Linked DNA regions of Homo sapiens: region 1 is linked to region 2. The links are chromatin loops, found by intact Hi-C in ENCODE. Cell type or tissue: PC-9. All regions are shown on one strand. Links, peaks and the distances in the headings refer to the core of each region. The heading gives the core; the rest is flanking DNA.

Region 1 (4,398 bases), core at 178-4,177, 180 kb after region 2:
CTAACTGACCTGGGCAGGAATTCCTTTGACCCTGCCTAAACCTCTGGGTCCAGAATCCTAGCTCTTCATTTTCCTCAGGAAAAAGGAAGAAATCCTCCCTTAAAATATAATACATTCTGTACCAACATACTTGCCCTCAAAGAAGATGACTCACTTTGTCAGAGCAGTTTCTTTCTTCATTATTTCCATGTTGCTATTCTAGAAAAGGCTTTATGGTTTATCTTGCAATAATCAAAAGGATCATGGGAAGGTTCTGCTCTCCTGACATTCCCAAAGCAATCTTCTCCCAAATTTGAATTTGAACCTAATTTGCATCCAGTCCTGTAGTTGCAAAGGAATCTGGGGAAAGTAGTCTTGAGCTGTCCAAGAAGACAACGTAGACAGCAGAGAAGGTAGGAATGGATGCTAAGTGCCCATTCACCATGCCCAACACACCTTTCTCCTGCCTTCTGTTAGAGTGTGATATTTTGGTTTTCCACCTAACCCTGTGCTGCCTTATCTTCTACCTGTTCTTTACATGTTGTTGTTACTCTGGACTCAAACCCATGCCTTTCTCACCTGTATTCTCTCTCTCTCAGCAATTTCATGCAGCAATATGTAAGGATTCCAAAATCATCATCTCCAGCCAGGCCTCTTTCTGTGTGGTACACATATCTCCAACTGCCTACTGGATCTCTGCTTAGATAGGTCTTAGGTACTTCAAACTGAACATATCCAACACCAGACTGAACACAGCCCCTCTCCAAACATGCCTGTCTCCTGATTTTCTATGGGGGCATGAAAAATGGTGACCTACATATACACCATGGAATACTATGCAGCCATAAAAAAGGATGAGTTCATGTCCTTTGTAGGGATATGGATGAAGCTGGAAACCATCATTCTCAGCAAACTATCGCAAGGACAAAAAAACAAACATCACATGTTCTCACTCATAGGTGGGAACTGAACAATGAGAACACTTGGTCAGAGGAAGGGGAACATCACACACCAGGGCCTGTTGTGGGGTGGGGGGAAGTGGGGAGGGATAGCATTAGGAGATATACCTAATGTAAATGACGAGTTAATGGGTGCAGCACACCAACATGGCACAGGTATACATATGTAACAAACCTGCACGTTGTGCACATGTACCCTAGAACTTAAAGTATAATAAAAAATATATACAATAAAATAAAATAAAAAAATAATAAAAAGAAAAATAGTGACCTAATCTGCCTAAATTCCCAAGCAAGAAACCTAGGAGTCATCCTTGACGACTCCTTCTCCTTCTTACCTCCCACATCTAGTTAATCACCAAGTCTTGAGAATTACACACATTAAATATCTCTCATATCCCAACCTGAACCCTTGAAAGGTATCACAACTGGTTTCCTTGCCTCCAGTCTTGACTTCCTTCAACTTGTTCTTCATATTGTATTCAGAAAACACTGTCAAAAACTTACATCAGATCTCATAAGACCATTGTGGCTGTCCATGTTCTTCCTATGCATCCAGGGCCATTAATATGGCTCTGAGGTTAACATTCAACTTGTGTTTATCTGCATGGTTAATGGTACTAGCTGCTTAAATAGTAAAATTCTCCTATGCTTTGGAACTACTTCCCCTATCTCCTCTCCACCCATTAACCAAAGAGTGAATGCTGAATCTACTCTGGTTGGTTGATGCTTGTGCCAATCAGTTTCCCCCAAAATATGGACTTCTAGGCACTGCCATTGGCTTCCACCATGAGAGGATTGCCTCATGCCCGTGTCTTGGTGTTTTCCCAATCCAGGTGGGTTTTGCTTGAGGATCACTGTGGTGGTGTTCAGCAGGCAAGCCCTATGCTCACCAAGCTCTAGGCCTTGTCCCAGTGAATTCACTTAACCAGAGCATTCCCAAATCCCATGGTAAAGGGATGACATTACCCCTGATAGGGACTCTGGTACCCTCCCAGGCTGTAGTCAGCTACCACAGGCCAGTGCTCCCTCAGAGTCGCCCTCACCTGGCCATATGTGGGAACATCAGCTTTTGTCGAACTTGGGCTCCTAGAGTACCCAGTGAAAATTGAAAGAGCAAATAAGTGCATATTAATATGCTTCCTACAGGTCCTGGTCAGGTGCCGGGCAGAGTTCAGGAATGATGGGCACTCTCGAGAAAGACAGGCACCCATAAGGATGGTCTGGAGACCAGTGAGAAATTCTTCTCTGTTGAATTACTCCTACATTTATCAGAAGAGCTTGGATACCTGATGGTCATCTGTCCTGGGCATTTACAATATTAATTTTATTACTAAAGGGGAGAGCTAATGGGAATAGAACGCCAGCTGTGTTCATTCTAGATGTATATTAATTCAGTGGAACACCACAGATACCATAATTTCCATTTTATGCATGAGAAAACCGCAGTGCAGGGAGGTTATCTACAGCCTGAGGGGCTGAGCCAAAATACTGAACTGGCAGCTCAGTACGTAATTGCCCACTAGAGCCTCTCATCTAGCCTAAGGAGTAGGTGAAACTCAAGCATGTGATTCCAATATACCATTTTCATGACTTAGTCAATATAAAGATATTGAATAGATAAAAATCTAAGGCAGTATTACAAGCGCTAGGAAACTTTGTTAATGCAATGGCTGTTATTTCAGCAGATGCTGAGAGAAAATTAAGCATCTTGAAAAATACCATTGAAGTTAAGTGGATTCTCCACTTCCTGAGTCTGCGTGTTACTTAATGTGCAGCAATTTAATGGGAAAATCATTGGAAAAGTTTTCTCATGGCTCAGGGGCATCATTTATCTAGTGGCAGTTACATCAAAGAAAAAAAAAATCACATCTATAAACAATTTGTAGTATTACTTAAATCTCTTGGAAAGGAAGACATTGAATAATATCTATAATTTAGCAAATTTAGAGAATAAAATGGAACACATTTTATAATTACATTTAAGATAAATGTAATAGTTTATGAAATTATATCCACGTGTCAGCTGTTAAATATTTTTGTCTTGCCCCTGCCTATCTCTCAAGCCTTCTCTGGTGATTCCTCCTCTCATCCTGGGCTTCAGCAATTCTGTAAGCTTCGGTTCTTGAGAGTCCTCCCTTTTCTTGGAACATTCTTCTCCCTACATCCACAATGCTGAGCATCAGCCCAGGCTCACTTCCTCAGGGTGAGTATCTTTGCCCTTTGGAATAAATCAAGTACCCTTACTGGATATTACAGAACCCTCTGGATGTCTCCCAGCAAAACCTTATTGCCACTGGCTATTAATGTAATCACTTATTCTGGGCCTGTTCTTCTTACCAGACTCTAGGTCCCATGAGGGCAGAGGCGACCGCAGTCCTACTCCCTGCTGCATCTCTAGGGCCCAGTCAGGGGCCCTGGACATACTAGCTGCCCCAAAGCTATTTTCTGAATAAAAAGCTGCATTGCGGCCCATCAAAACACTTTACATTTGCCTTTAAGTTAATAGCACGTGTAGGTTGGGCACAGTGGCTCACGCCTGTAATCCCAGCACTTTGGGAGGCCGAGGCGGGTGGATCACTTAAGGCCAGGAGTTCAAGACCAGCCTGGCCAACGTGGTGAAATCCCGTCTCTACTAAAAATACACACACACACACACACACATACACACACACACACACATAAAAGCATGTATAGATATTTTTAAATTGACTAACAAATTTTTGCAGTCAATCATTTGAAAGTTAAGTTCAAATGATTTTCTAAAAAGATGTAAATTGGGGTTGAAACCCAAGGTTCTCGGCTTCCAGGAATTTTTCTCTAGGGATAGTTATTTAACTGACCGAGCAGCACCCCTCATTATTCTTGGATTTTCCCATACTTGCCAGGGTCTTACTCTCCTTTCTCTTCCTACAATTCATCATCTTCAGAATCTCTACATATGGGCCTGAGCAGACCCCTCATATTGGTTTGAGTTGGACACCATTTTGATCATTAGACCTTTGTTTGCTGTTTGGTGGTTTTTTGTTGTTGTTGTTGTTTTTCAGAAACACGCAAATGTTGTGTTTGATCTGTGGTTAAACACTTCTTGAACACTTCAGACCTCGGCTTCTTGGTGATCTCATAAATTTTCCACAGACTGTGTGTCATTCACAACCTAAGGATCTGGAAGGAAACCCAGCTTTAAAATGCACTTCCCAGTGATTTCAGCCTGAAAGGTGATATGTCTGTTTTTCTAACATCTCAAAGTCACTGGAATGTGCATTGGCAATGTTTCTAGACCAGATTTCTGGGGAACTGGCTCATTTGTCTGAGAGACACAGTTAAGTTAAAGACACTAAAATCTCAATTCTCTTGGCTACTTCACTTCAACTACACAGATGGCTGCTTTGGAGACTAGCATATATATTAGCTGAGATAAACAGGAATATGTCCTGGCAGAAGAGTATTGTCCAAGTGA
Region 2 (4,398 bases), core at 93-4,092:
ATTTTTATATTACGGGTTGATATTATTCATTGTTAGTCAAAAAGTCAATGTCCTTGCCCTTTTATCTTGTGAATGCTGCTTGCAATCACCTTTATTATATCTATATACAACAAAACATTTATGTTAACTGCCAAAGTGAAGTCATCATCCTTATTTTAGAAATGAGCACAGCTAAGGATTTTCAGAGGAATTCTGCTTTTTGATTTAGCTAAGATTTAGGCAACATGTGCTATTTAACACATATTGTATTGGACATCAGACTATAATCTCCGCAGAGTCAGGAAAATGACTGGCTTTGCCCACCATGGTAGCACTAATGCCTAGAATGTGCCCATTTGTTGACTGACTGAATGAGTGAGTAGGTGATTATGAGACTGAGCCACTGTGATCACTACCATGGTCTAAGGAGGTAGAGCTTCTGAGAAAATTCCAGTAAGTACAGTTTCTGATGACTTTGTCAGGGGTGAGTCCTGACTTTTAGAAATTGACTTATTTGGTGGTGAACACTAATTTCTGAAATAAGCAGTGACACAATTTCTGACTGTCATTCTGATTACATGCGCTACTATGGGGATGCAGAAAGAGAGTTTAGCATATCTTTCTATTAATTTTTTTCCATATGTAAATCTACATTAAAAATCTCTCTATATATGACTGAAAAACAAAAATCCCCAAAAACCTCGGATTTTAGCTTTCTTGGAATTTCTGATTAAAAATGCTTCCTGTTGTTCAAGGGCAAAACTTCTAGGATCAGATTCATAGTTTTTATATTACTATCTAAAACTGCACAGCATTCCTACTTGCAATGGAAATTATTGCTTACACCCTGCTTCTCTGTACAAAGGGCTCAGAGTAGCTTGTAACTAAAGCATATATTAATATAATGAATTAACAAATGGAAAGTGAGGATTGAGAGGTAGCAGACAAAAATAATATGGACCATTACAGAAGAACATAGTTACTGATTTGACATTGGCTTATATAGCGGATGAAATTCAGGAACTTTAACCAGTTATACATTATTGGAAAGGACAAAGAATACTAGTTCTTTATAGAAAACAAAGCACTGCCTAGCACAAAATTCTAAAAGAAATGTATGTGGCAATTTCTACAGCAGGTGCAATGACAGAATAATAAAAATACCATCAACCTGGAGTAAAACAGAAGACAGAGGTGATGGTATCTTAAGACCAAATGCAGCTAAGCTAAGCTCCCTTTTGTTAGTGGATGTTCTGACAAGACCTGTGAAAATGCTGTTATGAAAGCTTGGCAGTTTCTAATCATTCTTTTTTATTTTCATTATAGAAAATTGAAAATAGATAATGTCATCACCCTGAGGTAGTTATTTTTACTTTTGCCCTTCCTTTCCAACGTTACAATTGTATCCAGAGTCTCTACTTATCATTGAAAGCACAAGCTCTCAATTTCGGCATCACATTAGAATTGGTATTTTAAAAATATGCTGATGCCCCTAGCATAAAAATATGCTAGGCCCCACCCGACAGATTCGGATTCAGTTTGTCCTAGGGGCAGCCCCCTATCACTTGCTTTTCAAGCTCCGCAGGTGATTCTGATGTGCAAGCGGCATTAGACCCACTGACCTGCAGCAGGAATTTCTCAGCACGCTCCTCTGCACTCCCTAGGCACTGGCAGCTCATTTTTCCACTTCAGAGAATGGTTTGTGGGTTCCTACCTGTGGCTTCCTCTGGAAAGTCCTCAATTCAATGGTCTCAGGTTTCTGGGAGGGGCCAGCAAAGGCCCTGGGGAGATTGTGAACGGAATCCACCTGGATGCAGTCCAGGTAGAGCTCTAGGGAGCCGGCCCCTCGCTGCAAATTGCTCAGCCTCAGGAGGATCCTGTGCCGCCTTCCGTCTGCCAGCTGCAGGTTGTTGAAAACCACCAAATGCACCTTCCCATCGTTCTTCAGGTAACGGAGGATGGCTGGAAGCAAGCACAGGTCAACCAATGGTGTGATAAGTGGCAGAGGGGGAAGTGGAGGGTCAACAAATGGTGTGATAAGTGTCCTGTGCTGAACAGCCTCCTGGTAACAAGACTGGGTTGCTGGACGGAATGTGAGTGAGAAATAACCACAAATATTGATTCACCATCTTCTGTGTGCTAGGCACTGTTTTCAGGCACTGGGAACCAACTCTTCTCCTGAGAATGTTTTGTGTTGATGGAGAAACAGACAATATGTGGCAAATTTGAAAATAAACAATACAATTCTCATATAGTGATAAGTACAATGAGCAAGCAGAACCCAATCTGAAAGCAAAGTAAACTCTATATAAGCGTAGAGCATGAATCCATTCATTCACCAAACACTTGCTGAGCACTACCATGGGGCTGGGGGCTGTCCTTAGGTGCTTTAAATACTTGATTTCTTCCCTTTTTTTTTTTTTTAAAGACAGGATCTCACTCTGTCCCCCAGGCTGCAGTGCAGTGGGACGATCTCAGCTCACTGCAACCTCTGCCTCCTAGGCTCAAGTCATCCTTCTGTCTTAGCCTCCTAAGTAGTTGGGACCACAGGTGTGAGCCACCACACCCAGCTAATTTATATATTTTTTGTAGAGACAGGGTTTTGCCATGTTGCCCAGGCTGGTCTCGAAATCCCGAGCTCAAGCGATCCACCTGCCTCGGCCTCCCAAAGTGCTGGGATTACAGGTGTGAGCCACTGTGCCCAGCCTAAATACTTAATTTCTACTCACTGCAACCAAATGCAATTGGAATAACTATGGACAAGGAAAGTGAGTCTCAGATAAATGAAGGCACTTGCTCAAGGACATAGGAAGTGGCAGGACTAGAATCTGAACCTGAGTGTGATTCATTCCATGACTAAAGCAATGCTAGGCATGCACAGGCCTTAGTCAGCACACATCAAATCGAGTGTAATCTGTCATATCGTCCCTCAGCAACCCATCCCTGAATTTAACAATGCTCAGTTAGATAATAAGAGGTATTGGCTGGGCACAGAGGCTTATGCCTGTAATCCGAGCACTTTGGGAGGCCGAGGTGGGAGAATCGCTTGAGTTCAGGAGTTTGAAATCAACCTAGGCAACATAGTGAGACCTCATCTCTACAAAAAGTAAATTTAAAAAAATTGGCCAGGCTGGGCGCAGTGGCTCACGCCTGTAATCCCAGCACTTTGGGAGGCTGAGGTGGGCAGATCATGAGGTCAGGAGTTCAAGACCAGCCTGACCAATATGGTGAAACCCCGTCTCTAGTAAAAATACAAAAATTAGCCAGGCATGGTGGTGTTCGCCCATAGTCCCAGCTACTCAGGAGGCTGAGGCAGGAGAATTGCTTGAACCTGGGAGGTGGAGGTTGCAGTGAGCCAAGATCACACCACTGCACTCCAGCCTGGGTGACAGAGCAAGACTCCATTTCAAAAAAAAAAAAAAAAAAAAGGCCAGGTGTGGTGGCACATACTTGTAGTCCCAGCTACTTGGGACACTGAGGTGGAGGATTGCTTGAGCCTGGGGGATTGAGGCTGCAGTGAGCCATGATCGAACCACTGCACTCCAGCCTGGGCAAAAGAGCGATCCTGTCTCAAAAAAAAAAAAAAAGAAAAGAAAAGAAAAGGTATCCATGGTTGTAAAAGAAGGACTCCCACCTTATTTTCTGTTTTTGTTTTTGTTTTGTTTTGTTTTGTTTTTCCTATGTGGGTAGCTATTCACATATCTGCTTAAGCCCACATATCTTCTGGTTTTCAGCCTTGTTTTTTTACTCCATTATTGTCCTGAACATAAGAGGCCCTGAGCTAAAATCTGCTCTTGGAAGCTGACCCTTTGTGAGTGGAGCCCATTGGCTAAGGTTTGCTAGAAAGACCAAAGTGATTTCAGCTAGTGTCTAAACACACCTCTAGGTGCATCCACAGGTACCATTCCCAAACCCAGCACTTTGGGAGGCCGAGGTGGGCAGATCACGAGGTCAGGAGTTCAAGACCAGCCTGACCAATAAGGTGAAACCCTGTCTCTACTAAAAATACAAAAATTAGCCAGGCATGGCTAATTTTCACCGGAAACAATCCCAGGAACAAGGTCGGAGGCTAATTGCAAATGTTGCTGGATAAGGGAGGTGGTAAACACATCATTGCAGCTGCAAAGCTCTGGCCAGTCTTCAGCTGTCCCAGGGTGGGAAAGCGTTAAGTAGAACTTAAAGCAGAACTTTTCTGGAGGGTAATTTAGTCACATGCATCAGAACCTTAAACATGTGTAAACCCAACAGCCCAGCATTGCCACTTCTAGGAACTAAAACTGAGGAAATTAAAGAAAAGAAGCACTTCAGCACTGTCCTGGGTTATAGAAAAAAAAAAAAAAGCAGCACCAAGATGTATGGGTGAGAATGTTCATTTCAGAAATACTTATTGTAATCAACACTTGGCACAACATATATGTC

The links. A loop is a pair of places that touch in the nucleus more often than their neighbours do. Peaks named below come from ENCODE experiments on the same cell type or tissue, not always from the same donor. Only the 100,000 strongest peaks of a DNase experiment are listed, where the experiment ranks them.
Region 1: a loop joins it to region 2, with 3.0 times the contacts of the local background. A loop is called at or near these places in 1 of 110 quality-filtered maps.

The regions. Positions count from the first base shown.
Region 1 is chr5:79,876,490-79,880,887 of GRCh38, reverse strand. The region is part of intron 1 of LOC105379048 (a long non-coding RNA gene); the gene reads right to left. Among named protein-coding and RNA genes, the nearest start is that of LINC01455, 58 kb to the left of the region's middle. In PC-9, for the core only: a CTCF peak has its summit at 1,936; no DNase peak of the experiment used is centred there.
Region 2 is chr5:80,053,328-80,057,725 of GRCh38, reverse strand. It overlaps THBS4 (thrombospondin 4), which reads right to left. Exons shown (of 22, transcript NM_003248.6): 3 at 1,694-1,941. Among named protein-coding and RNA genes, the nearest start is that of THBS4, 20 kb to the right of the region's middle. RefSeq lists a silencer at 2,734-2,934. In PC-9, for the core only: no CTCF peak of the experiment used is centred there; DNase peaks (open chromatin) are centred at 1,675, 2,075 and 2,825; H3K4me3 peaks cover 1,514 bases; H3K27ac peaks cover 2,133 bases.